2 separate regions of the Homo sapiens genome follow, and region 2 is linked to region 1. A link is a loop called in an ENCODE intact Hi-C map of the cell type or tissue named here. Cell type or tissue: PC-3. All regions are shown on one strand. Each heading gives the region's core, and the rest is flanking DNA. Links, peaks and the distances in the headings are about the cores only.

The links. A loop is a pair of places that touch in the nucleus more often than their neighbours do. Peaks named below come from ENCODE experiments on the same cell type or tissue, not always from the same donor. Only the 100,000 strongest peaks of a DNase experiment are listed, where the experiment ranks them.
Region 2: it touches region 1 in a loop (5-fold over the local background); 17 of 110 quality-filtered maps call a loop at or near these places.

What each region holds. Positions count from the first base shown.
Region 1 is chr2:191,159,004-191,174,977 of GRCh38, reverse strand. It overlaps the pseudogene HMGB1P27. Among named protein-coding and RNA genes, the nearest start is that of STAT4, 16 kb to the right of the region's middle. In PC-3, for the core only: CTCF peaks have their summits at 9,464 and 9,677 (motif pointing left); DNase peaks (open chromatin) are centred at 8,717 and 9,657; H3K27ac peaks cover 2,425 bases.
Region 2 is chr2:191,304,756-191,320,729 of GRCh38, reverse strand. All of the region lies in intron 3 of MYO1B (myosin IB), which reads right to left. Among named protein-coding and RNA genes, the nearest start is that of MYO1B-AS1, 67 kb to the right of the region's middle. RefSeq lists an enhancer at 15,894-15,974. In PC-3, for the core only: no CTCF peak of the experiment used is centred there; a DNase peak (open chromatin) is centred at 8,879; H3K27ac peaks cover 1,338 bases.

The DNA.
Region 1 (15,974 bases), core at 7,092-12,091:
ACACTTTACAGTTTAAAAACAAACCTTACACAGCCTTACATTTCCGTTTTATTTTTCTTTAAAAGGAGTGAGTTGTATGGGAGGGTTAAATGCTTTATAGACAAGGAAAAGAAACTGTGCTAGAACCAACTTATTCAACATCATCTTCTTCTTCTTCACCATTTCTTCATTTTCCTCATCTTCCTATTCTTCCTTCATTGTCTTGCTTTTTTTCAGCCTTCATGGCTCGCTTTTTTGCTGTATCAGGCTTTTCTTTAGCTCGGTATGCAGCAATATCCTTTTCGCATATTTCCTTCAGCTTAGCAGCCTTCTTTTCATAAGGCTGCTTGCCATCTGCAGCAGTGTTATTAACATCTCTCCCAGTTTCTTTGCTATGTCATCAATGGGTAGGCCAGGATATTCTCCTTTGATCTTGGTGATACTCAGAACAGAACAAGAAAAAGCCCAAAAGAGGCCTCTTGGGTGCACTGGTTTCCTTAAACTCCTCTTTTGTTTCCCCTTTAGGAGGGATTAGGTTTTCATTTGTCTTTCATAACAGGTTTTGTCTGCCTTTGCCATGTCTTCAAATTTTCCTTTCTCTTTAGCAGAAATGGCCTTCCACCTCCCTGAGCACTCCTGAGACAACTCTGAGAAGCTGACCGAAGGAGCTGGATGCTGCTTCTTGTGCTTCCTCCCAGCAAGTCTATACAGAGAATGCATATGATGACATGTTGCCCCATGGCCTCTTAGGATCTCCTTTGCGCATGTTTAGTAATTTTTCCTTAGCCACCAACAGAGTGGCCCAGTGCTTATCAATTCTCACTTTCCCCAGCACTATTTCTATGGAGCTCAATGTACTGCAATAGCCATGACAGTGGGAGCCAGATGCTGCCTCTCATTAGATTCTCTTTATTGGAAATTTGAACAGAAAAATATGGAACGAACTTTATAATGAACAGTGGAATGGGAAGTGAGAGAATTTCAAGGGAATGAAAGCTATGGAAAGTCAAAGGCATGTGTCATCTTGAGTTACCAGGGGGCAGAAGAAGTTGGTCATTATAGAGAGGAGAATGGAACTGATGTGTAGAACGAAGCTGATAACATAAAAAAGCAAGAGACAAAAGACAGGTATAGAATGTCTCAGAGAAAAACAGAAATAGAAAAAATAGAGGCAGAGAAAGAGACCGAGAGAGAAGCAGACAGATGAAGAGATAGAGGTAGATAGAAACCTCACTCAGAACTGCCACCATCAGCTTAATCCCCCAAACTAGAAACCTCTGCAGACATCTCCCTTATCACCCACATCCAATGTTGTCAATTCTACCTTCCAAAGATGTCTTTAAGGGCTGGGCACGGTGGCTTATGCCTGTAATCCCAGCACTTTGGGAGGCTGAGGCAGGAGGATCACCTGAGTTCAGGAGCTCAAGACCAGCCTGGCCAACATGGTAAAACCCCATCGCTACTAAAAACACAAAAAATTAGCTGGGCGTGGTGGCAAGCACCTATAATTCCAGCTACTCAGGAGGCTGAGGCAGGAGAATAGCTTGAACCTGGCAGGAGGCAGAGATTGCAGTGAGCCACTCTGGCAGGAAGCAGAGGTTGCAGTGAGATTGAGCCACTGCACTCCAGCCTGTGAGACAGAGACTCCATCTCAAAAAAAAAAAGAAAAAAAAATTTCTAAGATGTGATTTTTTTTTTTTTTAAGTCCTGCTGTCACTGCCGTCCAGATCTTCATAAGTACTTGCTGGGACTATGGCAAAAACCTCACAACTGGTCTCTCCCTACCCCAGTCTATTTCCAGCACTGTTGCAGATCACACTATCTTACACTTTGGTGGCCACGTCTTCGGGCCTGGCGAAACCTGCCTCATCTCCTCTCCTGTGAGTGCTAGGTTCCTCCAGATCCCATTCTTCTGCCACAGCAAATCAGGCCCTGACCTTTGTAAATGGGATTCCCTTGGCTTTCTCTTCTGCATTTGGCAATCTTCCATCCTGCCTTCAAAATCTGGCTCAAAAATACCTCAGTAATGCCTTTTCACCTCTTTCAGGCAGAGTTATCTTATAACAAAGTTCCTACCTTTCCCATTATACCGTGAGCTTTTTTTTTAGTTATCTCAGAATTCCCAGGACACAGCAAATGTGCGTTGTCTTGAACTAAATTTGTGGAATTTCAGGTAATGAGGGAGCCAGGACACTGCTGGGTGGGTGGGCCAGCTCTTATGATTCTGCCCCAACCCAGAGCCAGCCCCTAGATTTTCAGGTTTTTGTCTTCATCCACGTTTATCCCCACAGATCCTCTGAAAGCTCCAAACAAAATTTTCCCCACAGCTCCATGGTAACCTCAGCAGAGGCTCCTGGAGGTGACAGTTCTGGGATGCAAAGAAGGGCGAATGAAGTGGGGCAGCTATTTGTCCATGTGAGTATTTGGACTTCCTTGATACACATAAGAGCAATTTCCTTCCTTTTTGCTTTGAATCCTAAGAAAATGCCTCAATAAAAAATACTTAGGGGAGCACATGAATTAACTCACTTTCCATCACCTGAACCACTTAGCGCTTCCAACAAAGCTTTGGGGGGAAATCTGTATTTAATCAATGTTGAAACAATCACTCTGATGCAGAAATGCACACAAAAAGAGGACCAGCTTTTATTTTGCGTACTGTATTCCTTTTGACAGTGATGACTAATGGAGTAAGATTTTTGTTCACTAGAAGAAGCTCAGTAGCATGTATCAGGGCAATTAACTTGGAAATCTGTGAATAAGCATGATTCAGGGGCCTATTGAACATCAACTTGCAGACTCTTATGAATCCTGGTTGCTTCCATTGGCTGAAAAAATACTGTAAAATCTTGAATTTTGCAGTAAAAAAAATTCATTTTGGTTGTGACTCCTACTTGAGTCACATGGTATCAGATGGAAAATGAGTAGGAAGGAGAGGATCGCTGCCAACTAAAAGGAGAGAGGCTAGTCTGGACAGAGCATTTTGTGGGACACAGATTTGATTGTAAGCCAACTATTTTAAAAATCCTCATTCTTGCAAGCTAGCACATGACCTCTTTCCTAAGGGTGAGGAGATTCCAGAGGTACATATTTGCCATCTGGAGTGGATGCAAATTCTAGTGCAATTCATCTAGAAACCTGCATCATTGAAATTAATCATCATGTTGAACAAGGAGAGCATGCTGGGGCAGGGAGGTCAGTTTCACTTGATAAGAATAGAATGCACATTCTAGCTGGGAATGTGCTGACATTCATTGCATTCAGGAAAATTCTACACAAAGCCTCTCTCTCTGGAGAGGATTCCTGAGAAAGAGAAGGGCTCACTGTGTGGCATAGAAATGAGAACCCCCTCAAAGCCCTGGCTTTTGAAGGTATCCAGAATCACAGTGATTCAATGCCATTGGATACTGCTCTTTTTCTTCCTGGGAGGGAAACATCAGTCCATCAGTTCAAACCCTACAGGGTTTTCTGTGTTTGTCCTAATCATGTTAGAAGCAGAACGCCTAGTTAGTAATCAAGCACCAGTTGGAGCTGTTTCCTACCAAACGTATGGTTTTGATTTTGAAGCCCTCCATTCATTGTTCTTTAGCACTGTGAAGGGCTTGTAACCAGCTAACTGCTTCTCCTACTTTGGTCTGGGGAACTAAATGCAAATCTGGCTGATACTTCAGATGGGCTAGGGCCAAATTTTGTTGGTTTTTGTTAATGCTGTTACTTATTTTTGAAAGAGGTGTGGACAAAAAAAAAAGGGCAAAAGTTGGAATGGTATTTGAAGTTTGCTCGTGGTGTTTTAGGGAAACAGGAACATATCACTATAAAAGACATTTCCTTCAATATGGGTAAGAGTTCCTCATTGATTCAACTGAGCTCTTGAAATCTGAAATGTTTAGGGAGCAGTAGAAATTTGATAAGGGATCATAGACTCAAGGGGATGAGAGAAGATTTGAAAAGTCATCGAATATAACTCCTTGATTTAGTAAAACCATAATTCGTAGTTTTCCTCTGATGAGTCACGGCCAGGAAGTAGATATTGTAGATGAGTCTGGGTCCTTGCACTTCTCAGCTTCTGTCATTTACAAATTCTACTTTGATGTCTCTGAAGATGACATCTGAATGTGCATGTGCAGAAGAAGTGGCATTGAATAGAACTGGTTTAAAATCCCTAATTTGCTACTTAATTGCTGTTTGAATTTGCATAAGTTATTGAACCCTCTAACCCTCAATTTCCTCATCTATAATATGGGATAATAATAACTACGCTGCAGGGATCATTTTAAAACTAAATTAGATAATGCCGTATGATATCTATATCTATATTCCTACTTTCCACCATACACAGCACTAATTTTTAAAATAAAATTAAAACAAAAATATAATCTATAATATTTGAATGTAAACTTAAGATAATGGATGCTGTTTTGCTGAAATTAAATGCATTTACACAGTGAATTTGAAAGTTTGTTTGAGTTTAGTAAGCCAGTAACATCAAATTCCACTGTGTAAGTGTCCTGGAATTTAATCAGAACCCAGAGATCTCTCAGCCTGTTTGCCATTATTTGCCATCGCATAATGGGTTGCCAGGTGCAATTTCACCTCTGTCTGAGACCATTGCTTGGATCAAAGAGGGCTCTTGTTTATCCAGCTCCCTATGAGACCAGGCAGGGCCAGTGGTGACCCTCCAAGCTGAGCTCAGCCAGAGGGAACCTGTGTCTTGGTGCTCAGTTCTGAACAGTCTCATAGACCCCCATACTTGAGTGGGCTTAGGGACCCATACCCTTCTAAAATCCACTGAGAAATCCTCAACAGAGGAGTTATGTGTTAACTTTATCTTTTAGAGGAATCATGTTGGCAGCAGCTTGAGGATAGGCTGGAGTGGCTAAGAATGACAAGGGAGTGGCAATTGAATCGTAGAAATACTTCAAACTCAGGCACCTCGCATTTAAAACACCACAGCACTTCCACGCATCACCAGCTTTACCTGCTTCTATTTTCCAGTATGAAGCTTCTGCTCCTGCCAATATGTTCTGTTTGACCTTCCCTGAATACACACTGGGTTTCCCTGCCTATTCAGCCCGTACTTATGTCTTTCTCTTCACTTATATATTCCTCTAGTCCTTATCAAAAATCCTAACCGTTCTTTTAGGGTCCATCTTCTTCACTCAGTCTTTCTTAGTTTGTTCAAATTACCTAATATGATTCATAAATTACCTTGTATTGAGGTATTTATGTTCCATACTGTGACTTGTCTCTTCCAGCAATTGGGTTCAAATGTGATGGCAGGCACACCTCTTGCACAAGCTGGTATTTTACCTGATTTTAACCTATGATGGCTCATTGTTCAATGTTGGCACTCTATAACTTGCTGAATAAATAGATGACTAAATAAACCACCCATTGACTCATCTTATAGGCACCCCTATATAGCTGTAAGGGAATTATTTAGTAACTGCTTAAAATGTATCTAAATTGGATGTTTTACATTAGGTTCATAAGTGAAAAGCAAGCTTGTCAGAGATCTTCAAATGAAGCTTATTTAATGAGTTATTTTTTAAAATCCTATACAACAATGGAAAACCACAGTAAGTGGGTGTGATGGTAGTTCAAGAGTAACATTTTACTGATTTATAAGAAGAGTAAAAAATAGAAGTGAACAGTGAAAAGACTGAAATCATTTTTCCTCCATATGTTTTGTTTTATGTTTGCTTTTGCTTCTGGACATGACACAAACGAAGTTGCAGATAAAAGATAGCACCTTTAGTTGGTAAGAACAGGGCACTGATTAGCAGCAATATATTGAAACTATATAAAGCAATGAGTTTAAAAGTACTTTAGGAAACCTGAGGTCTTTAATCAAGGCTGCAACTGTAAGTTTTTTAAAAAGCCAAAAAAGAAGCCAAGTCTTTAGTAAAAGGGCTGTTTTAAAACATTAAATTTTATTTGAATTTTTTTCCTAATTTATACCAAATCTTCAAAGTAGTCGGGACTTAGTTACATCTTAACTGTTATTCTTTTGATAATTTTTTTTAATAGAAAAGGCAGTTGTGATTAGATAATGATCAAAATGTTTTTCAACTCTTCTATTATGACTCGGGAGATAACAAACTAATGTCCATCATTTTTATTTTATTTACTCCTAGTAAATTACCTTACAAAAATAAGGCATTTGATATGTATTTGGTGAATGAGTGAATGAATGAATAAAGAATGAAGAAATGATACTGTCACTGAGTGACAGTTCTTTGAATGATGGGCTCAGGTTCTCAAAGGAATTAAACAATCTTCACAGGCTCATGCCTGGAAATTCAATTTTTTAAGGAACAGAAAATGGCACAAAATCCTAGATGATATATTTTTTTTTTGAGATGGAGCCTTACTCTGTTGCCCAGGCTGTAGTGCAGTGGCATGATCTCGGCTCACTGCAACCTCCACCTCCCAGGTTCAAGCGATTCTCCTGCCTCAGCCTCCCCAGTAGCTGGAATTACAGGTGAGCACCATCACACCAGGCTAATTTTTAAAAAATTTTTTTTGGTAGACACGGGGTTTTACCATGTTGGCCAGGCTGGTCTCGAACCCCTGGCTGCAAGTGATCCACCTGCCTTGGCCTCCCAAAGTGCTGGGATTACAGGTTTGAGCCACCGCGCCTGACCCCTACATCATCTTATTATCTGGGCATTAGGCCCCTGGTTCCAGGTCTGTCCCCATCTCTGACCTCTACCTCCTTTGTTCCTGCTTTGAGACTCCAGTCTTGCCATGGTTTCTTAGGCTTAGCTCTGTATCTGTGCTCCCAGATACCTCTGGTCCCAGCTCTAATCCACAGATACAATTTACCTATCCTTTGTCAATAGATTAAATTGTTAGATTAGTCTGACGGGAAATGTTGTTCATGTGAAGTCAGTATCTTGTTCTATTCCCATTATTTATTCAGTGTGACAATTTTTTTCCCTTGCTATAAAAGTTGAGCTTAGAGGTCTTTAATTTTCAGAACTAAACCTTTTACCCTTTTATTACACAACCATTTTATGCTGGCTCTTTTCCCAGTGTCCTGGCACTTCCTTAGTTCCCCAAGAAACGCTAAAGAGTAACAGATGTAACCCAGCAAAGGCTTCAACCAATTCATCAAGTACTCTGTGAAGTAAGTCATACTCCTCATAAGTTTGAACACAGCTTCTTTATAACCACTCTACTGTTTGTCTGTTGCTCTCTTTCTGGGGTTCTCTGTCCTTCTCTCTAGTCCATAGTTTGGTACTATCTTTTTTTCTTTTTTTTTTTTCAGATGGAGTCTCCCTCTGTCACCCAGGCTGGAGTACAGTGGCATGATCTCGGCTCACTGCAACCTCCGCCTCCCGGGTTCAAGTGATCCTCTTGCCTCAGCCTCTCAAGTAGCTGGGATTACAGGCGCCTGCTACCGTGCCTGGCTAATGTATGTATTTTTAGTAGAGACGGGGTTTCACCGTGGTGGCCATGGTTGGCCAGGCTGTTCTTGAACTCCTGACCTCAGGTGATCTGCCTGCCTTTGCCTCCCAAAGTGCTGGGATTACAGGCATGAACCACCGTATCTGGCCCATAGTTTGGTACTATCTTACATTGTATTAATCAAGGGTACAAAGATATGACTAGATCTAGTGACATATGTGGGTTTTACTCAATAATGTCTTTTATAGACAAGGGAAGAGGCCACTGAAAGCTTCAGGCCTACATGGTTTTTACCGTACACAATTCCCAAAGAGAGAGAGTCAGAGAGACTGGGTCCTAACACCGGTCCAAAAGTATGAGTCACTGTAAGAATAAAGTGCTAGATTGAGACTTCTGGTTTCTTGACAACAAAGACCAAAGTGAAGTAGGTATCCAGCACCCATTCTGGATAATTTGTGTCTTACTCCCAGATATTATAAAATCCACTTTGAGAATTTGAATTAGCCATATATTTGAACATAAGAAGAAAATATATCCAGGAATAAGGTTATTATAAAGACCAAAACCCAGAGGTGAGAAACGAAGTGTTTCAGCTGTGCTATTGAATAAATTCCATCAGGTGAATAAATAAGCCTGAAACAATAGCCCTTTCTGAGCCAGGTTTTATACAATACAGTACACAGCAAAGGTGAGAGACTCTCCACAGGACGACTCTTTAGGACTTTTCTCCTGTGTTGGCCTTGTCTTGTCAAGGTGTTCTCAGTGGTAACAAGACCTTGGGTTTTGCACAGGCATCATTTACAAGAGTTAATTGCCTTCCACCAGATAGCATTTACTCCACTGGTTATCTCCAAAGGAAAGAGCAACACTGTGTTGGAAGCTCGTGTTTAAGGAATTAAGTAGGGCACAAGTACAGCCAACTAAAATAGATTCAATGCTCTGGCAGTATTGCAGAGAAGACAACAAAGTCAGTGTGGTTCCTACTACTTGGCCCGTTGCCTTAAATGAAGTGTTAGATTCCCTATCTGGAGATTCTGCCCTTTGCTGGAAAGACCAATTGACTGGATGATCTAATAATTTTGCCCCCTTTGCCAACCTGTATGTAATCCATTGTTATCATTATTAAGCAACATCCACTGGAATTCTCTGGGAATAGTATAGGAAGTTAGAAATACAAACAGAGGGAACGCAGCTTTCCCGTATGATGTCAGCTTCTGTTTTAGCCTAAATACTTTTAGAGGATATCCCATTTAAGCCAGACATCTTGTTTACAATGGGGCAGTATTGCAGAGTGTGGGTGAGAGGACAATGCACTCACAGTACAAGCTACCACTGTGCAGTTGGTTCTGTCAAAGTCTCATGTTACAGCTGATTAACTGGCTGCTTCTGACAGGGCCAAACATGACAAGCTTCTCCATTCTGAGAGAATCTGCAGACTGAATGCCATCTAAAAGGGAGCCTAAATAGATAGCTCTTTGATACATTACCATGGATCTTTTTGTCCCTGATTTTTATTAATCTTTTATATATATAGCAGCACTTGATATAGATGACTACTGCCCTTGTGATTTCCTCGTGGATTTTTCTAAACCTTGAAGCAATGAGGAAGTGAATACAGAGTTTATGCCTTTGTATGGGAAATGAATTGGATTATTAGAGAAAATTCTCTGGAAAACCAACCAGCAAGCAGTCATGGCTCTAGAATTTCTATAAAGGAGTTAAACGGGGCAACTTATTGGGACAGCCAGGGAATTTGTCTTAAAGTTGTATAGCAAAGAAACCACCTTTACCTAGATAATATGGGGTGGTAGGGTGGATTTTGGAGACAGGCAAGAGACCTCTGAGCCATCTCTTGTCATCACCACCCTGTGTAAGTTTGACATACCTAAATACCTAAGGAACAAAGGCTTTATCTAAATTGTAAGTAAATACTCAGGTATGAATCTGACCAATGTCACCATTCAGGTACTCAGGTTAAACAAAGCCAAGAATAAATCCTCACAATCCTTTCACATGAGTACTATTGCTTGCATCCTCTCTCCTTCTTCCACATCCATCCTGGTGTAAAGTAAGACTGATACACTTGCGATAGCCATAGAGCAAGTTGGTAGGGGTCTAGTTTATTAATCCTATAAACCTTGTGACATCTCAGGACAAGTGATTACACAATCACAGATGCCAAAAGGCTAGAGACTAATACTGGTCTTGTTTAAATGTGAAAGGCACTCTCTTATAGTAAACTCAAAAGAAGCTTCGGTTTTTAGTTGGCTTTCACGTGAGAATAGTGCCCTCTGGTGCTTTTTAAAGTTCCTGCCTCCAGAACTGGCTAAGGAAAAGAAGTCCTTTGCAATTTGACCAACATTAACAATTTATGCAAAAGGACTGACTATCGTTCAAATAGCGCTTTCCTTTTCCATTTTAAAACTGTGTTCTTTGTTGTAAGACTATTCACCATTGCTCTCATCTAGCATAAAACAGAGAATTTGTACTCCACCCAGAAAGATGGAAGCAGTAGTCAAATGGAAAACATGCATTTATTCCAGCTCATCAACAATGATGTGACTCTGTGAAGCCAAACAATTCTCAAGAGAAAGATGATGCCAACCCTTCATTTTTAAGACTGAGTTCATTATTTTTACACTGATTTGGCTCTCTGTTTGTCTGTAATTGGTGTATAGGAATGCTTGTGATTTTTGCACACTGATTTTGTATCTTGAGACTTTGCTGAAGTTGCTTATCAGCTTAAGGAGATTTTGGGCTGAGACGATGGGGTTTTCTAAATATACAATCATGTCATCTGCAAACAGGGACAATTTGACTTCCTCGTTTGCTAATTGAATACCCTTGATTTCTTTCTCTTGCCTGATTGCCCTGGCCAGAACTTCCAACACTATGTTGAATAGGAGTGGTGAGAGAGGGCATCCCTGTCTTGTACTGGTTTTCAAAGGGATTGCTTCCAGTTTTTCCCCATTTAGTATGATATTGGTTGTGGGTTTGTCACAAATAGCTCTTATTATTTTGACATACGTTCCATCAATACCTAGTTTGTTGAGAGTTTATCACATGAAGGCCTGGGGAATTTTGTCAAAGGCCTTTTCTGCATCTATTGAGATAGTCATGTGGTTTTTGTCATTGGTTCTGTTTATGTGATGGATTACGTTTATTGATTTGCTTATGTTGAACCAGCCTTGCATCCCAGGGATGAAGCCGACTTGATCGTGGTGGATAAGCTTTTCGATGTGCTGCTGGATTCAGTTTGCCAGTATTTTATTGAGGATTTTCACATCGATGTTCATCAGGGATATTGGTCTAAAATTCTCTTTTTTTGTCTCTTCCAGGCTTTGGTATCAGGATGGTGCTGGCCTCATAAAATTAGTTAGGCAGGATTCCTTCTTTTTCTATTGATTGGAATAGTTTCAGAAGGAATGGTACCAGCTCCTCTTTGGACCTCTAGTAGAATTTGTCTATAAATCCGTCTGGTCCTCGACTTTTTTCAGTTGGTAGGCTATTAATTATTGCCTCAATTTCAGAGCCTGTTATTGGTCTATTCAAGGATTCAACTTCTTCCTGGTTTAGTCTTGGGAAGGTGTATGTGTCCAGTAATTTATCCATTTCTTCTAGATTTTCTAGTTTATTTGTGTAGAGGTGTTTATAGCATTCTCTGATGGTAGTTCACATTTCTGTGGGATCGGTGGTGATATCCCCTTTATCGTTTTTTATTGCATCTGCTTGATTCTTCTCTCTTTTCTTCTATGTTAGTCTTGCTAGCAGTCTATCAATTTTGTTGATCTTTTCAAAAAACCAGCTCCTGGATTCATTGATTTTTTGAAGGGTTTTTTGTGTCTCTATCTCCTTCAGTTCTTCTCTGATCTTAGTTATTTCTTGCCTTCTGCTAGCTTTTGAATTTGTTTGCTCTTGCTTCTCCAGTTCTTTTAATTGTGATGTTAGGGTGTCAATTTTAGATCTTTCCTGCTTTCTCTTGTGGGCATTTAGTGCTATAGATTTCCCTCTACACACTGCTTTAAATGTGTCCCAGAGATTCTGGTATGTTGTGTCTTTTTTCTCATTGGTTTCAAAGAACATCTTTATTTCTGCCTTCATTTCGTTATTCACCCAGTAGTCATTCAGAAGCAGGTTGTTCAGTTTCCATGTAGTTGTGCAGTTTTGAGTGAGTTTCTTAATTTGAGTTCTAATCTGATTGCACTGTGGCCTGAGAGAGTTTGTTGTGATTTCTGTTCTTTTACATTTGCTGAGGAGTGCTTTACTTCCAACTATGTGGTCAATTTTAGAATAAGTGTGATGCGGTGCTGAGAAGAATGTATATTCTGTTGATTTGGGGTGGAGAGTTCTGTAGATGCCTGTTAGGTCCACTTGGTGAAGAGCTGAGTTCAAGTCCTGGATATCCTTGTTAACCTCTGTCTCATTGATCTGTCTAATATTGACAGTGGGGTATTAAAGTCTCCCATTATTATTGTGTGGGAGTCTAAGTCTCCTTGTAGGTCTCTAAGGACTTGCTTTATGAATCTGGGTGCTCCTGTATTGGGTGCATATATATTTAGGATAGTTAGCTCTTCTTGTTGAATTGATCCCTTTACGATTGTGTAATGGCCTTCTTTGTCTCTTTTGATCTTTGTTGGTTTAAAGTCTGTTTTAGCAGAGACTAGGATTGCAAACCCTGCTTTTTTTTTGCTTTCCATTTGCTTGGTAGATCTTCCTCCATCCCTTTATTTTGAGCCTATGTGTGTCTCTGCACGTGAGATGGGTCTCCTGAATACAGTGCACTGATGGGTCTTGACTCTTTATCCGATTTGCCAGTCTGTGTCTTTTAATTGTGGCATTTAGCCCATTTACATTTAAGGTTAATATTGTTATGTGTTAATTTGATCCTGTCATTATGATGTTAGCTGGTTATTTTGCCCGTTAATTGATGCAGTTTCTTCCTAGCATCGATGGTCTTTACAATTTAGCATGTTTTTGCAGTGGTTGGTACCAGTTGTTCCTTTCCATGTTTAGTGCTTCCTTCAGGAGCTCTTGTAAGGCAGGCCTGGTGGTGACAAAATCTCTCAGGATTTGCTTGTCTGTAAAGGATTTTATTTCTCCTTCACTTATGAAGCTTAGTTTGGCTGGATATGAAATTCTGGGTTGAAAATTTTTTCTTTAAGAATGTTGAATATTGGCCCCCATTCTCTTCTGGCTTGTAGGGTTTCTGCCGAGAGATCCACTGTTAGTCTGATGGGCTTCCCTTTGTGGGTAACCCGACCTTTCTCTCTGGCTGCCCTTAATATTTTTTCCTTCATTTCTACCTTGCTGAATCTGAAAATTATGTGTCTTGGGGTTGCTCTTGTCAAGGAGTATCTTTGTGGTGTTCTCTGTATTTCCTAAATTTGAATGTTGGCCTTCCTTGCTAGATTGCGGAAGTTCTCCTGGATAATATCCTGAAGAGTATTTTCAAACTTGGTTCCATTCTCCCCGTCACTTTCAGGTACACCAATCAAACATAGATTTGGTCTTTCCACATAGTCCCATATTTCTTGGAGGCTTTGTTCGTTTCTTTTTACTCTTTTTTCTCTAACCTTGTCTTCTCGCTTTATTTCATTAATACGATCTTCAATTACTGATATCCTTTCTTCCACTTTATCGAATGGGCTATTGAAGCTTGTGCATGCATCATGAAGTTCTCCTGCCATGGTTTTCAGCTCCTTCAGGTTATTTAAGGTCTTCTCCACACTGTTTATTCTAGTTAGCCTTTTGCCTAACCTTTTTGCAAGGTTTTTAGCTTCTTTGCAATGGGTTCAAATATCCTCCTTTAGCTCAGAGAACTTTCTTATTACTGACCTTCTGAAGCCTACTTCTGTCAACTCATCAAAGTCATTCTCCATCCAGCTTTGTTCCCTTGCTGGAGAGGAGCTGCGATCCTTTGTAGGAGAAGAGGCACTCAGGTTTTTAGAATTCTCAGCTTTTCTGCTCTGGTTTCTCCCCATCTTTGTGGTTTTATCTACCTTTGGTCTTTGATGTTGGTGACCTACAGATGGGGTTTTGGTGTGGATGTCCTTTTTGTTGATGTTGATGCTATTCCTTTCTCTTCGTTAGTTTTCCTTCTCACAGTCAGGTCCCTCAGGTGCAGGTCTGTTGGAGTTTGCTGCAGGTCCACTCCAGACCCTGTTTGCCTGGGTATCACCAGCGGAGGCTGAAGAACAGCAAATATTGCAGAACAGACACTTTTGCTGCCTGATCCTTCCTCTGGAAGCTTCATCCCAGAGGGGCACCCATCTGTATGAGGTGTCTATCAGCCCCTACTGGGAGGTGTCTCCCAGTTAGGCTACACAGGGTTCAGGGACCCACTTGAGGAGGCAGTCTGTCCGTTCTCAGAGCTCAAACGCCATGCTGGGAGAACCACTGCTCTCTTCAGAGCTGTCAGACAGGGATGTTTAAGTCTGCAGAAGTTTCTGCTGCCTTTTGTTCAGCTATGCCCTGCCCATAGTGGTGGAGTCTATAGAGGCAGAGGCCTTGCTGAGCTGTGGTGGGCTTTGCTCAGTTTGAGCTTCCCAGCCGCTTTGTTTACCTACTCAAGCCTCAGCAATGGTGGGCGCCCCTCCCCTTGCCAGGCTGTTGCCTTGCAGGTCGATCTCAGACTGCTGTGCTAGCAATGAGCAAGGCTCTGTGGGTGTGGGACCTGCTGAGCCAGGCATGGGAGAGAATCTCCTGGTCTGCCAGTTGCTAAGACCATGGGCAAAGCGCAGTATTTGAGCTAGAGTGTCCCATTTTTCCAAGTACAGTTTGTTACAGCTTCCCTTGGCTAGGAAAAGGAAATCCCCTGACCCCTTGCACTTCCTGGGTGAGGCAACGCCCCACCCTGCTTCGGCTTGTCCTCTGTGGGCTGCACCCACTGTCCAACCAGTCCCAATGAGATGAACCTGTACCTCAGTTGGAAATGCAGAAATCACCCGTCTTCTGCATCCATCACGCTGGGAGCTATAGACCGGAGCTGTTCCTATGCTGCCTCATCCTTTTAAAAAGATCAAACTGCTGAATGATAAGAGGGGTGAAAGTAACTGTTCGGATTCACATCCTCCAAAGTACTTACATTCACCCACCTGGCTCTAAAGAGTAATATTTGGTTTAGTTCTCCTCTTCCTCCCTCTTCCCTTTCTTTCCAATTTTTGGGAGACTCCCAGTAGATAACAGTGACAGTGCACAGGATGATTAGGGCTGGGAAATATTGCTTTCAAACAGAGAAGGAAATTTAGCAGCATTCACACCTATAGATGTGTATTATTTAGTTAGAACAGTGTGGTGGGTCTATACTGTGTTTTGGTGCATGTGTGTATGTGCATGTGGTTAAGTTCTTTGAATTATACTAACAATTGAAATTCAGGTGATTTTTTTCTTAAACATCCAGATTTCCAGTTTCCTGTTAGAGAGATTCTCTGGCTGGACACAGTGGCTCAAGCCTGTAATCCCAGCACTTTGGGAGGCTGAGGCAGGTGGATCACTTGAGGTCAGGAGTTTGAGACCAGCCTGGCCAACATGGTGAAACCCCATCTTTACTAAAAATATTTAAACATTTAGCCAGGCATGGTGATGCAGGCCTGTAATCCCAGCTGCTGGGGAGGCTGAGGCAGGAGAATCGTTTTAATCTGGGAGGCGGAGGTTGCAGTGAGCCAAGATTGTGCCATTGCACTCCAACCTGGGTGACAGAGTGAGACTCTGTCAAAAAAAGAAAAAAAAAGAAAGAAAGAAAGAAAGATTGATTCTCTACAGACCCATCATCTGGCTGTCCCAGGAGGGCTTTGAGTTCACAGTGTTTGATTTAGGGGCCACTCTTTATTGGATGGCACCAATATTTCAGACTATTGATATTCAGACCTCTGGGTGCTGGTGCCGAACTTCGGAGGTGTTCTATCACATATTCATCTAAAGCCCTATCAGCTCCATCTCCCTTCACCTACTTTGTTCCCCCCAACTATAAAACCAATTTCATCCTGTCCCTTCTCACCCTCTTCTGCACAATAGCCCAGTACAGAATGCTCACAGTTCAGAGATGATGTATCTTCTAACTTCTCCACCCATCTCTCCCCGTAGTGACTCTAGCACTAAAAAGTCTGGGTCAAGTTACAGAAGTCATCATATCACAGCTACTCAGAAGGAAGACACTGAAGTTCCCACCAAGACCTCAGATGCCCCACAAGGTACATTCAAGTTAGAAAAATCATTTCTTCCTCCAATTGGCTGCAGCCCTGCACCAATGCTTATGTCTTGGGAATTGAAGTTCAGTTTAGATTTCAGTCCTCACTCATCCCCCTCAACCAGTCACTCTTGCATAATGAGCAAACTAAACAGCTATTCTTAGAGACACTGATACCAACTAATCTTGTTTATAATGACCCTCTATAAATCTTTGGTTTAGGTTATTCTTCTCCCTGTCTAGAAGGGTGCCGATCTTAGTCCTGGATCAGGATCGGCCTTTTTTTAAGCAGGCTGAGCATCACTGTTCTTCTCCATACCTGAATACAGTTCTTTCATCCTTCACTTTTTTTATTAATCTCATCTTCTGGCTTTTTCTGACCACTTCAGTTCATTGT
Region 2 (15,974 bases), core at 5,870-10,869, 150 kb before region 1:
CTGAAATGCAGCAGGTGCTCAATACAAGACTAAAAGGTATGTGGGGGCCGAATCTGTGGGTGTGCCTTACAGAATCAAGGTCATCAATCTATTCATGTTTAGGAAAACCAAATCTGTAGCCATTTCATGGAGTGGCTGCAAAATTCAATTAAATCTACCAATATTAATGAGATGCCTGAATATAGACAGATACTTGCACATACATACACACAGACCACTGTGTATATACCATGAAATGTCTGAGCTTGCATATATTATTGTGCAGAAAGAAAAGTGAATTGGCAAAATAATAAAAATAAGAATAATAAGAGTCTTCCTTGTTAATAGCTAAATTCATATCATGATACTGTAAAGAAGGAAGCATTCTGGGAATAATTTTAAGATAATTCAGTACTCCTTAATTCAATAAACATTTTATGTGTCAGGAGAGTGTCAGGCAGAGGCATACAAAGGATACTGTCCCTACCCTCAGGAGCTCAGTTTACAGAAATCATGTACTATCTAACTAGAAAATAATTTAGTGATGTGAGGACAAGTCATCTGGTCCGTGTTGCCTGTTGAAAACAACAACAAAACCTTTCCCCAAAGCATGAGAGGAATACTAAGACCAGAAAAAAGTTTTTGTGATTAAAATTTTGCTTTTCTTCTTTCATCCAGCCACCCAATACCTTCCAAAGTCACCCTTTCCTTACCATCACCAGCTTGCCATTGTCTTAGAGGAGTCTCTCATTTTTGGCTTTCAGGAACCTCTTAATGGGGATTTCTATATCTAAGCAAGACATTTTCACAAGCCATCTTGATACAATGCTGTCAAAAAATGTAGTTTTTTTCATTACCATGACTCCTTCTCCATTCCTAATCTTGTCCCCCTTGTAGCCAGATTTAACTTCATACATTTAAACATTTCTGTAAGAAATTTGTTAGAACTCAAAGCAAAATTGTATCAGTTCTGTCCCCCAAAACTATGGTTCAAAGGAGTACTCTGATTATAAGTATAATGCATTTATTTTGCTTAGGCACCAGAGAGATAGATGTCTTAGCAGCAGTTCCAAGGATTTTGGGGGCAGTCTTGACTGACATGATCCTAATGTGGTCCGGAGGCTCAACATCCTGCCATACCCAGGGTTTATGATGTACCTATTCAAACAAGGTTTGCAAATTTGTAACAGAGATAAAATGTGGAAACCCTTCCTCTAGACTTTCAAATAGAAAACAAGTAAGTTCCATCATGACTTAGCCAAATCCATGTCTTAATTTTAAAAAGAAAATCAGTGACTCAAAAGGACATCAGAGGACGATGATTCAGACCATGGAGAGAGAAGCCCCGTCAGAGACTGAGCAGGCTCCAGGCCTAGAGTGACTGACAGCTTTCTCTGAGAGGACTGTGTATGGTCAACATAGTAGGGCTTATGTGAGTGTGTCTTCCAGATGGTTTCCACTCCCATTCCCTCCCTTACCCCTGTCCTGGTTGCCACTCTAAGTAAAGGGTTTCAACAATAAGGAAGCTCAAGATGCCAAGTCTGTTCTGCACATTATTTGAGATTGCTTATGTTTATGGTGTTTTCAGTGCTAAAGTGTCTGCATAACAAAATGACTTCAAAGTAGTCACACAAGAATGGGTAAAGCAAAAATATCATATACCACTCGGCCTGCAGGCTCTCTTCCCTGCAGCCCTCCTCTTCCTTACTGGAGTTAGCCTAAAATGCAAAGAGGCCACTCCCTCCCTCATCAGTTTACAAGCTTGCTATGCTCTCCACCAATCCAGTCAGAGCCTGGCCCTGGACTTTAGGCAGGGAGTGACTAAACAGCCATGCTTTAAGCTATGTGACTGCTAGAGGAAGATTTAACATTGGTACACAGAAAGTGCCCTGACACAAAGGGTTTCAAACAACTCTTGCATGCTTCCATCACACAGACAGTGCTGCTTCAGAACACATCCAAATGCACAGCACTCAAATACTGCTTCAAGTGTTTTAAGTCATGTCAATACATCTCAGAAGTGGCTACAAGAAAATGACTATGTTGAAATATCACACACAGATTACATATATATTTTTTGAGAGAAGCAAACACTTGGATCTGCAAGCAGGAAGTTGGTATTTATTACTACGTATCTGCAGGGGCTTAAAGTTATCTGATAAAAGACTAGAGACAATCCTCCCAGAACAGCTGGGTAGAAGCGAGAGACCTTGGATCGGAACAGAGACTGCTTCAGGGTAATCTGGAGACAGGCATCAGGTCCTTGGGAGCTCTACATAGTACACATATTTTTATTACAAAATATAAGCTTGATACAAGCTTGTACCTTCAATATGAAAGCTCCATTTCTATATACTCAGACTGATTTCTGGTTACCCAGAGAGGTCAAAACCAAGCAAGATACACTCATACAGAATCAAATCCTAAAAGCTTGATTTCTCACTGATGTGCTACAGATTACAAAGCAAGCAAGGCCCTCCTCTAGAGCTGGCCCTGCTGTTTTTCCTGGCTCATTTCCCTGGAACTCCCTGCCTCTCAGCTCGCTCTAGGAGTCCCTTGCCTGTACACCTATAAAATCCTATTTCTACATCTATTACAGCCTTGTAATATGGTGTGTAATATGTTGTGTTTTAAGTTTGGGAGACTTTTTTTGTTTACAGTTTCTTTTGAGAGTGGGAATTAAGACTCACCATCTAGTGCCTAGCACAGTGCAACACATGGTATATGCTCAGAAAAAAACTGGTGTAATTAATCCTAACATCACCTTTTCTCATATTCATGCAAAAAAAGAAATAAAATTAATGTATGGCATTTTCAAAGTCTATGTTTGCTTGCCAACTATTTACAAATAACAAAGAGGAAATGAAATAAAATGTTATTTCAGTAGACATATATAAGTGCACATTCATATGCTTACAAAGAGCTCTGTGGGTTTAAAATACTCGAAGAATTAAGTTAAAGAGGAGTGAGGCTCTATTTTATACTCTAGTTAAAATTTTTCATTTGGGTTATTTGGATTCAGCAATTCTCTCTAATGCTGGTCTGTATAAATTCAATGTGAAGACACAGGCAAACAGTCACCTAAAATCTCCTTTTAAAAGTCAAAATGTGGGGTGGAGGGAAGGGGGAGGGACAGCATTAGGAGATATACCTAACGCTAAATGACAAGTTAATGGGTGGAGCACATCAACATAGTGCATGTATACATATGTAACAAACCTGCACGTTGTGCACATGTACCCTACAACTTAAGGTATAATAATAATAAAATTTAAAAAAGTGTGATTACATTTGCACTAGTAACATTGCAGGCCCTTGCTAGTTCTTGAACTAAGGAGCAAAGGCAATTACAGCCTTCTTCAGAGCTGGCTAATGAGAATATGCTGCTCCTATCCCTCCTACCTTGCTTACAGTCTCCAGCTGATATGCCCTTTCGTCTCCAAAAACTGTTGGTCAGTTCTCTAGGTCCCCTTTGAACAAGTATCACTTTTATCCTCATTTCCTTCTTGAGTTCTATAGCGGATGTATCCAGTGCCTACAATCTGCCAACAACTGTGCCCAGCATTGGACAGGATGCAAAAATAAAAACGACGCTGCACCTGCTCTCCAGATACTCAAGTCCAAGGCTCTCCCTCCATCATGGCTTGCTAAAGCTACCAAGAGCTACCTATCACAGTCCCCTTCGGCCTCCGCAAATCAAATACGTCCTCCTCCAAAGAAGGATTACTTTCAGTGTTCCGAATTTATGTTGAGAACAAGTTTTCTGCACCAACAAAATCACCGAAACCTGCAGAGGTGCGGCACTCAAAATTTTCCTGGATCAATGAATACATCTTCAAAGACTCCACACGTTAAATCTTCCTAAATTAAATTGCTAGAAGACTGCCTAGAAAAGCTACAGTGACAACCCTCTGCTCACCTCCATGCCATTCTTGCCACTGAAATCTGACATGCTGTCACATCCAATCAACTCAGTGACAAGTCCTAGGATGATGCCAGAGGACCCTCACTGGAGCTTTCTATATGCCAATGGTAGGCTTGCTGACAGAGAAGAAAATCTACAGAGATTTGGAATGAAGGCACATGTCTCCAAAGATTTTAGTGCTAAACACCTGCTAAAGGAAGACATCCCTAAAATTTTTATAAATTGTCAAATAGGAAATGCCAATTTCTAAAACTATTCTAGACTAGTAGTTCTAGCTTTATTGCTTAAAGGTTAAAACACACACATACACACACACACACTCACTCACATATGACTGTTCTCTTCAAATATGTGTACTTCAAATACCTACTGATTGAGAAAACAGCAATCCCTACAATAACTCCCGAGGCCCAAAGACTGGGAATCATTATCATAAATCAGTTCCAGTCTGGAGAACTTTCTATTTATCATATGACTTATGGCCCCTAATCTCTGTAGAAATCTCTGTAGAGATGAGGGGCCATCTATTCAAACAAGTCTAGGTTTGCTTCCTAAATTTTCATAAAATGAAGGCAGACCAATCTATTAATGAATTTTAAAATTAAGGATCTTTTATTGGCAGTGGAAATTGTGTACTCTAAGCCCTTACCAGAGAATAAAACCTCCAATTATCTGAAGACCACCTTTAATTCAAAGCCCATTTATGAGAAAACAGAAAACAAATAAATGAACACAAAAAACTTTCACAGAACTACAAGGCACCTGAAGGAAATATGCAATCTATCTGTTCCTTGTACTCTTTAATTGAGTCAAACCATCAATAAGCTCAGCACTTGTACCTATGGTTCTCATCCCTAGATGTATACTAGGCACCTACGGAGCCGAAACCTTGTTCCCCTTCCCCAACCCTATAGATTCTAAGGGAATTCTGCACTGGTTCTAACAGACAGCCAAGGGTGACAGCCACTTACTTATACCTCTTATAGATTTGCTTTTCCTAAATCTAAATCCTTATAGATTCGCTTTTCCTAAACTGTGCTTTGGTGTTATGTCCGCTGCTTCCACTTAGTAACATGAGAATTAGCTATCTAAAATGCATTACTAAGTTTTGGGAGGTGTTGTCATGATGACACCCTTCACATAGTCAGTCTCACAGGAGAAATCTCTTTGAAATCTAATTGGCAAAGAAAACTTTGCTTCTTTTGAGCAATGCACTTTGGTCTTATATGCAAAAATAATGTAACTGATCACATTTCCCTTTTTTGCTTTGACTACCAGGAAATGAAAAGTTCAAGTTCAGTAAGCTTAGAAGATGTCATGGTATTAACTTTCACTGGGGTCTCATCTATTTTCTATGTTTCCTTTGCTCTGAGTTTTAGAAAGCTATTTATTTTATTACATTGACTATAAAATACTAAGCTGCCTTTGGTCAGCTTACTGTGCAGCTTACTATTTTGAATAGTAGGGAAGATAATTTTGAAAGTGGGGAATATAACAATTAATTCACATTGATCTTCACATGTATCTGAACCATAAAAACTAAAAAAGGCAATTGGTATGACTAAAATATATGCACACAAGAAGAGCTTTGCTTTTAGGGAGGAGGGGAAGATGGATGGGAAGATGGATGGGTGGATGGATGGATGGATGGATGGATGGATGGATGGACGGACGGACGGTGGGAGGATAAGGGGTGGGGGTGTGGATGAATCTGCCTCACAATATACAAACCACCCTTATAAGAAGAGCTAAAAATTTGCCCAGATAATTTTTGTTCATTCACTTACACCTGTAACATTTGCAACTCTTACCAAATCTAGAAAAATCTTCAGTATGCAAACAGACACACACAGGTTCAGCAGAATAAAAAATCTACAATTTAAAAATATAGCACCACTGAGTCAAGAGAAGCTTTGAAAGCCTATTGCCCTGACTCATATTATGGAAATAGGAACTCTTAATGCATTACGCAATAACCTGAAACTTCCCCATCTCACCTGCGAAAACCCAATATTCTTCTCCTTTCTTAACAAAAATATTCTTCTGTAATCTTTTCTAAAATTTTCATATTTCTTCACCTTCTATCTTTGACTATAGTCATATGTGGAAAACGAACTTAATTAAAGTTGTCCTTAAACACAACTTTAAGTTCTTGAATATAGGGGAAACTGACTTTTATGTATTCATCACCCATCTGGGAAGAGTTGAATCCAAAAACATTAACATTGCATTGGCTTAAGTTTCAAAGCTGGTTAGAACCATTTTACTGAAATTCCCAATGGATGAATATGTGAATGAATATAGAAGAGACCAACATCTAATTTTCTAATAATTCCAACAGACATATTGGTTCCAAGAAAATCAGTAATATGAGAATTGGAACAAAGATGGATCTACTCCAATAAATTACCAATGCACTAAAACATCTTCAAATAATCACCAATAATCACATATCAACTATTTCTGTAAGCAATAGCAACCAACTATAACACTATTAGAAAAGTCTTTATTGATAATAAACCAAAAAGCTACTGAAGTCTGTTGAACAATAGTGTGAAAGAAAAAAAGTAACAACAGAAACATGAAAAATGGATGAACAGTTTTACTTCTGTAGAAATGCATTCAAATAAAATTAAACTGGAAATGTGGAAATTCACCATGATTACAATTATTATTTTTTAAAAAATTGAAAATATGTTAAGAGGTCTTTCATTCTAAATTATACTACTGAACTCATGTTTAAATTCACACAGAAGCTTGCTTTACATGGTATCCACAAGTTAAATTACCAAACAGCCAACAACCTTACTGAAATAATCCTAGCAGACAAGAGACCATGTGATAAATTAACTAAATCCCATTCCATTCTCCCTTCCCGGGCACAAGAGGAGACTGTATTTCCCAGCTTCCTTCGCAGTTAGGCTGGGCCCATGTGACTATGCACTGGCCAATGAAGATCTTATCATGCTCTCTCTTCACCTTCCACAGCAATCTTAAAAGCCATGTGGGCCTGGCACAGTGGATCACATCTGTAATCTCAGCACTTTGGGAGGCTGAGGCTGGTGTATCACCTGAGGTCAGGAGTTCAAGACCAGCCTGACCAAAATGGTGAAACCCCGTCACTACTAAAAATACAAAAAATTGCTGGGCGCAGTGGCTCACGCCTGTAATCCCAGCACTTTGGGGGGCCGAGGCGGGTGGATCACGAGGTCAGGAGATCGAGACCATCCTGGCTAACACGGTGAAAGCCCGTCTCTACTAAAAATACAAAAAATTAGCTGGGTGTGGTGGCGGGCGCCTGTAGTCCCAGCTACTCAGGAGGCTGAGGCAGGAGAATGGTGTGAACCCGGGAGGCGGAGCTTGCAGTGAGCCGAGATCGTGCCACTGCACTCCAGCCTGGGCGACAGAGCTAGACTCCATCTCAAAAAACAAAAACGAAGACAAAAAATTAGCCAGGCGTGGTGGCGGACACCTGTAATCTCAGCTACTCAGGAGGCTAAGGCAGGAGAATTCCTGGAACCCGGGAGGCAGACGTTGCAGTGAGCTGAGGTCGCACCACTGCACTCCAGCCTGGGCAACAAGAGTGAAACTCCGTCTCAAAAAAAAAAAAAAAAAAAAAAAAAAAAAAAAAAAGCCATGTGTGCCAGATATTATAACTACAATATAGAAGCAGCTTGGATATCTGAGTAACCATTTTTAGGAGAGCCTCTGAGAAAACCCAACAGACCCCCATCAAATTGTGTTTCATGAGAAACAAACCTTTGTTGTGTTATGCCTTGAGCTAGGAAGGCCTGCCACTCAAAAATAACCTACCTTATTCTGACTAATCGTTCCTTATACCCCCTTACAAGGTCTCAAACACACTCAGACTATAAACTCAAGTTTCATTTCCAATAGGTGGGAATTTTGTCAGTAAGCAGCACAGAATAGCTGAAGGCTAAAAATAAATATTTCCTGAATACTTACTATGAACCTAATGCCAGGTCTCCAAAGTGAGGTGTGGGCATCCCAGGGCATGCCCAAGATGAGCCACTGGAGTACAAATATAAACATCAGAACTTCTATTTATATTTCTGTATTCATCACTTTTTAAAAATTCCCAGTCTTGTGTATGTTTTATAACACACACAATACATTGGATGGTGTTACCTGACAAGTTAACTATAAATAACCAAACACAGGCAGATTTTAAGACCACTGATCTTGAAGCAACAAAGTATCCATGTATAGTCCCTCTTCCAAAGATGCTTACTATTGTAGAAGTCTAATACTTAAATAGGAAACAATCAATGAGATACATAAGATAAATAAAAGTCATATGATTAATAAAAATCATATATAAATAAAAGGTCATGGTTGTGACAGAATGCACAATATGGACCATATGTGTTTGGACCACCAAGTGGCCTTTAGAGAAGAGGCTTCAGAATGGAGGTGGTTTCCCATATACCGCAAAAGATGAGCAGGATTTGAATATGTGGAGTGAGTAAAACAGAATATAGACCAGAGTGTCTGTGAAAGAGGAGAAATGAAGCAAACAGTGGGATTTCAGAAACAGTAGGCCACAAGAGGCCAAGTGAAAAAAAATGTATAACTGATCACTAGCTACAAATTTATCGAACTCAATTTCTCTATTTTCACAGCCAGAATTTTTAATTAGCGCTGGCTTTAATTTTAAGAGTCCTATTAAAGATCAATGCAATATATTTGTAAACATCAAAGAAAGTTAAAGTCTCTAAATATAGAAAAGGACAAAGATTTTCAAAATTTAAAATGCATCTATGCTACCTAAGCTATGCCTGTAAGACAAAGTATGACATTAACAATCAATCATAGATATAATATTCTTATAATAAAAGTTATGTTAAGTTACGGAAAGGAGGCAAATGTTCAAAGTGTTATATATCATTTTCTACTTGTTTTAGGAACAATGACCAACACCCATGCACATGTTTCCACACTTCCTCCTTCCCTATACCCACATTCCAGGTAATGAGTAACCAGATAGCCATGACTCACTCTATCATGTAATCTTAAATAGCTACATGTGTTCATTTTATAATTTATGCCTTTAACATCTTTATACTTCAGTAACACTTTTCTTTAATACATTTCCCTGACCTTAGATGAGAGTCTGCCATTTTGAATGTCCCTTTTTTAATCCATAATGCTATTCACATGAGAAAAATATGCATAAGCTTCTGCTATTAATAACGGCCAAACCAATTATAAATATAGATAGAAGCAGCAGCAACACTGCATGGCCAAACGTGAGGTAGGGTGTATGAGTGTGAAAATATGTCTTTCGAAGGCAAAGCAACGGCTTAAAAACTAGCAATTCCTAAAGAAACATCCAAGGGCCCTTAGTGACCCATCCTTCATGAAAATATAGAGGATAAAAGTAAAAATGAAACCCTCCGGTCTTAAGCCAGTAACCTAAGACCTTCCGCAGGTAACCTATGATTATGCCTGCATGTGTTTTCCCAAGGTAGAGGTCTGTGGTGCAAAACCATCCAAATCATCTCTCCCTCCAGGTGCTAAAACAGCCTAAGTTTTGGCTGTTGATGTGGACTGATGGAAAAAGATTAGTAGAAAATGTATATACTCTAACTTATTCCTCTCTTGTTAAATTTATGTGAAAGCAGGCTAAGTCATCTATAAGGCTTAGGAAGTTCCTACTGTAACTGAGGATACAAGGATATTCTTTTTGGATCTCAAGCTGATCACCTATGCATCCAATGAACACTAATATACTAAGGGGGTGGCTTCAAAGGGTTTCGTAAGAGTTAATAAAGGTTAAAATCAGTATTCTTCATATCAAATGTTGCCCCTTCCTAAATTACATTGTGACTCATCACCAATAGCAACTAGAAATTCTGTTGTAAAACAAATGAATTAACATCTGTTTACACTTATATCATTTCAACATTAAATCATTCACCACTCATTCATTAAAAAATTGCATTTACACACATATACACTTAGGCATATTTAACAAGTCTGAAAATTTTTTCCAGTTCATGACTGAAATGCAAGATGGCAATTTTTCCAGACACATAGCTTGCAATTTTAAGTAATTTCCTTATCCCAAACTCTCCTCCTATTACTTTGGAATAACCTTCATAATCCTTCAGTCTTCCCAATGATTCAAGCAGATTGGTATTGGAATGTTTTATTAAAATTGAAAAATAGCTCTACATTCTCAACTCTAATACCGTTTCCCTTTCCTAACATTCAGGGTCATTATGCCATAGCCAAAACTGGTCTTTTGTCTTATCTTCTATAAACTACAAAAGCCACCTACTTCAAGAATTCCTTCTTCAGGTCGGGCGTGGTGGCTCATGCCTGTAATCCCAGCACTTCGGGAGGCCGAGGCAGGCAGATCATTTGATGTCAGGAGTTCGAGACCAGCCTGGTCAACATGGTGAAACCCCATCTCTACTAAAAATACAAAAATTAGCCAGGCGTGGTGGCACATGCCCGTAATCCCAGCTACTCAGGTGGCTGAGGCACAAGAATCACTTGAACCCAGGAGGTGGAGGCTGCAGCAAGCCAAGATTGCGCCACTGCACTCCAGACTTGGTGAGAGTGTAAGATTCTGTCTTAAAAAAAAAAATTCTTCTTCAAGACTCAACACAAGTGGCATCTTCAGAATTTCTGAACCCACCAATTTTTCTGCACTTCCAACTTGTTCCTTGTAAGTATACTGTTACATTAAAATGCAGCTTATGTAGCTACCCCCAACCCACAACTAGAATGGACAATCCTTAAAGACAAAACCATGTCTTCTACAGTTTCTAACCAACAGCAGCTCTCCCACTCCCCACCAATCTATTCATTCATTCACTCACTCCACCAATATTTATGGAGTGGCTGCTCTGCGCCAGGCATTGTTCTAATTACTATGGATACAGGGATGGTAAAATAAAGCGCAAGTGCTCATGGAGATGACATTCTAATGCAAAAGACAATAAAGTAACAAAAAATGAGCCCATGGCAAGATGTCAGGTAAGCACAAATGCTCTGAAGAAAAATAAAGTAGCCTAAGAGAATAACAGGTGATTGGGGAAGGACTTGGCTATTTCAGGGATTGCTATTCCTGATTGCAGTAAGAGAACAAGTCAGCCCCTCTATGGTACAAGAGTGATGCTGACAGTGGCATGTTCAAGAAGCAGCAAGGAGGACAGCGTGGCTGGGGAAGAGAGGGTGAGAAGTAACAAATGCAGTCAGGGAGGTGGCCAGAGCCCAGATCAAGTGGAGCCATGCAGGCCACAAGGGAGTTGCTGCAGGTTTTGTGAGCAGCAAAGAAAAACAATCTGATGGAGATCTTTAAAAAAGATCACTCTAGGCAGTGGCCATAACATTCATGAAGATAAGAAAGTTGGCGGTTGAGGGGAGGCAGGCGGAGGCAACAGGAGAGTTGAAGCAGGGACACAGTGAGGAGGCCACCAACATAATCCAAGCAAAGGAGGGTAGTGGCCTGGCACACGCACAAGTGGCTATGGACGTGGTTAGGATGATCAGGCTGATGATGGACTGAGTGTGCAATAGGAGAAAAGGAAAAAAACAGTTTTGCATCGAGTAACCAAAGGATGATGCTGCCACTGACCAAGGTGAGAAAGAGAAGAGGGAGTGGGGCAATCCTAAGTCTGGTTTGAAGCGTGCTAAGGTGTGAGATGCCCCTTATCCAAAGAGATGCTGCAGAGCTCAACATAGCTGGATCGCCTGCAGGTCAGGCGAGAAATCCAGCTGAAGATCTAAATCCGGGAGGCATCATCAGCACACAGAGGGTATTTGAAGCCCACGTAGGCTCATCTAAATAATGCCTACAGAGGAAAAAAGCAAAGGTCCCAGAGTGGAGCCCCTGGACTTGCCACGGGAATGCGGAGGCTGGATATGGAGCAGCCAGCAAGGCGGGGGAAAGACAGGAAAATGTGGAGGCCAGAAAGCCAAATTTTAAAAGGGTTCCAGGAAGGAGCTGGTCATGTTGTCAAATGTTGCTGATAAAGGAAGAAGAGGATTCAAAACTGACCATGGGATTTGATAACATGGAGGTCACAAATGATCTTGAAAAGAAGTTTTAGTGGAGTGGGAGATGAAAGCCCAATTAGAGTGATTTACAAAAGAAAAAGAGATGAACTAGAGACAATAAGCATACCCAACTTTTCAAACAGTTTGGTAATAAAGGAAACAAATGGCATGGTAGCTAGGAGATGTGAAATCAAGAGAAACATTGCAGCATGTTATGTTGGTGGGAATGGAAGAAGAAAGAAAAAAGATAAGGCAGTAGACAGGGGAAATGACTTGGAGGGGTTGAATGGGATCCTGGGCACACAACACTCAAATGTTTATTGAGTTGAACTGTTGCTACCCTTAAACATGTCTTGGAAAAAGGTGGCCTACTAATTCAGCTTTCTAAAATTGTATACAGAAACTCCAACAATAACCTGGCTTCAGGAAGCCAGGATTCGAGTATTTCAGGACAAGCTTTCTATGGCTTCTTAAGAACAATGTATAATACACATGTCCACATCTGTGGTATAAAAACAAATGTATCTGGTCTTTGTCTCAGGTTCCTGACACAGGGCTCCTAAAGCCTTTGGAATTTCCTGGGTAACAGGAGTATCTTGTATTATTCATAACAAGTCCCTTTCGCCCATACCTGAGGTTATGCAAATGAGGGGACTCAGGTGGGGCCCCTCAGTAGCATCAGGATAGGGATGTTTACCAGAAAGACCAAGCCTGTGATTAGAGTGGGGGGGAATCTTTCAACCCCACCTCCCCACCTCCAGGGAGGGGAGGGGAGCTGGAGATTGGGTTACAAAAATTTGAACACAATTCTGTTTTTTTGGGGAGATGGAGGGATCTAGGTTGGTGAACAGACTGACATGCTGGGAAGGTGGTATTCCCAGAGTGCACAGAGGCTCTGCATACACACCCCCACCGTGCCCTCTGCAGCTCTTCCACTGGACTGTTCCTGTGTTGTATCCTTTATAATAAACCAGTAAATGTTAAAAAACGTATCATCCTGAGTTCTGTGAGTTGTTCTAGCAAATTATTGAACCTGAGGATCATGGAAACCCCCAAACGTGTGGGGTTGACTAAGCAGAAGTGTGAGTAGTCAGGGTACCCCATTCATGGCTGGTGTCTGAAGTGGGGCACTCTTGTAGGACTAAGCCTTTGACCTGTGTGGTCTGTGCTAACTGTGTAGTTAGTGTCAGAACTGAGTTTGTCGGAGGTGTTCGAACCAGAGCAACTCCATCTTGAATAGGGGCGCGATAAAATAAGGCTGAGATCTACTGGGCTGCATTCCTAGAAGGTTAGGCATTCTTAGTCACAGGGTGAGAGAGAAGGTCAGCCCAAGATACAGGTTATAAAGACCTTGCTGATAAAACAGGTTGCGGTAAAGAAGCTGGCTAAAACACACCAAAACCAAGATGGCGAGGAAGCTGCCCTCTGGTCACCCTCACTGCTCATTATACACTAATTATAATGCTTTAGCATGCTAGAAGACACTACCAGCAGCGCCAGGACAGTTTACAAATGCCATGGCAATGTTGGGAAGTTACTCTACGTGGTCTAAAAAAAAAAACAGAAGGAACCCTCAGTTCCAGGAATTGCCCATCCCTTTCCCGGAAAACACATGAAAAATCCACACCTTGTTTAGCATATAATCAAGAAATAACCATAAAAATGGGCAACCAGCAGCCCTCAGGGCTGCTCTGTTCATGGGATGAAATGACCATTCTTTATTCCTTTACTTTCTTAATAAACTTGCTTTCACTTTACTCTGTGGATTCACCTCGAATTATTTCTTGCACAAGATCCAAGAACTCTCTCTTGGGGGACCCCTTTCCAGTAAACAAACTGAACTGTTGGACACCCAGTTAGTGTCAGATAACTGGTTGGTGCTGGGGGAAAAATGTCACACACCTGGTATCAGAAATGATGTTAGAAACATACAATTATCTGCTGTCAATTACCTGGAGCCATGCTTTTCTAGGTACCCACTACTGCTTCCCAAGACTATCTCCAGGCTATTGCAATTCCAGGGGTTGCCTGGGACTCTGAACCTCTCCATCCCAGCCAGGAATTGTGACTGGGCTCTGATCCCCCTTTCTCCCTCTGATCCCCCTTTCTCCCTCTCTCTTCACCTTTTCTGTTCAGCCACTGCATCCTATGGATTTGCCTCTAAAGTGTCCCTCCCATCCTCAGATGAGCCTTCTGTCCTTGTCCCTTACTGCAAAAGCCTACCACGTCCCTAAACCTAAACCTCTCGTTGAGTTTCTCTTTTTCTGTACACCCACAGCAGTTCAAATCCCAAGGCTCATATTCTCTCTCCTCCTACCTGCTTAAAAATCCTTAGCACAAAAGTTCTTTGTGACCTGGGTCTGCTCTTCCTCTTCTACCTCATCTGCCCATCCTCAGTTTGCACCCTAGGTTCCAACCTTAGGAAACCACACGAACTTAGATCACTGATGTGCCATGCTGTTCTAGCTCGGTCTGTCTCCCCTTCAGACCTTTGCATCTGCTGTTGCCTCTGCCTAGAACATTCTTCTCTCAACACATCACGTCTCTCCCTCTTACCCCTAGACGATGATACTGAAATATAACATCTCAATAAAGCACTCCCTGGTTACCCTATTTAAACCAGTAAACCACTCGTGACTCCCCCACAGCCCTGATGCCCCTTCCCCACGTTGTTTCTCCACAGCACTTGTCACCATTTAAAATGCCATTTGTTTTATTAACGTCTCTTGTGTTTTGTCTCTCTCTGTGCTAGAATGTAAGCACAAAAAGGCCAAGATTTTTGTCCATTGTGTCCCCAGTAGGTACACTAGTACATGGCTCACGGTGGGCACCCAAATAACGTATGATGAATGACTGAGTCAACACTGTTCCCTCTGACTAGAAAATTCTCTCCTGAGCCTAGAGTCCTATTCTTTATCCATGCGGCAAACTCATCACCTAAGGGTCCTCCATCCCATCTCCTAGCTCCTCAGGCAGGGCTGTACCCCATTTCCCAGGGGACCACACCACTTACTGCTCATTCTCAGACTCTTCTGTTAATTCCAAGAGCACTATTAATAATTATGCTGCTACAAAAGGAATCACCAGGGCTACCCAGGGCAAACCAGGACATGCCCCACCTTTTTTATGGCTGCTTTCTCCCTTCGGTATTTATTTATCAGTCTGTCTCCCACGCCAGCCTGTGAATCCTTAAGGGAAAATTCATCTTTGTATTCCCAGCACCTCAACATGTTGTGGATGCTTAATCATGTTTATCAGATGAATGAACAATCACTTGCACTTGGGGATCTGGGATCCCTGGGACAGGCTGGAACTGGAACCTGGGGCTGGTACGCCTGGGCCTGTTCCCCTCTACGTGAGTTTCTACCCCTGTGGTGGCCCCATCACCACCCTCAGTTCCGCAGTCTCACGACTAGGGCCTCATATTCGCTCTGCTGAACACTTTCATTATCCCTGGCTTTGCTAACTTCCCTGGGCTGGCTGGATGGGGACCAGCTTTTGTCAGCCCCTGTTCAGACAAATCCCCACAGGGCTCCTTTGGCCCTACTTACCCTGCCACACCAGTCCCAGCAACAGATTGTGGCAAAGATTCCAATTTCAACAACAAAGGGTGGGGCCAGCACCCCTCCCACCTCCCTAGACAAGGCTTCCCAGGTGGGTTCCAACTGTGGCTCTCTCTGTCAGGGATGAAGTAATTATACTAATCCTTCAGCAGCCAAGGCCTCAGTGCTGCTTCTCCAGATGAAATGGATCTTTTCCAGGATGTTGCAGAACTTCTCAGAGTCTGTCAAAGGTCAGCCACATCTTGGCAGTTAGCAGCTGTTTTGCTGAGAACCAAACTTTTCCCTTTAAGATTGTATCACTGAAATTATCGTGTATGCCGGTGTGAACATAGGCTTGGCTTCACAAACAGCATTTTTACAATAAACTCTTTCGAGTCTGAGATGTGCATTTGGTGAGAAGGGATATAAACTCTAATTGAGGGTCTAGAAATTAGGATTCTGAAACTGCCCAGATGTACCAGAAACACTTTTCAATT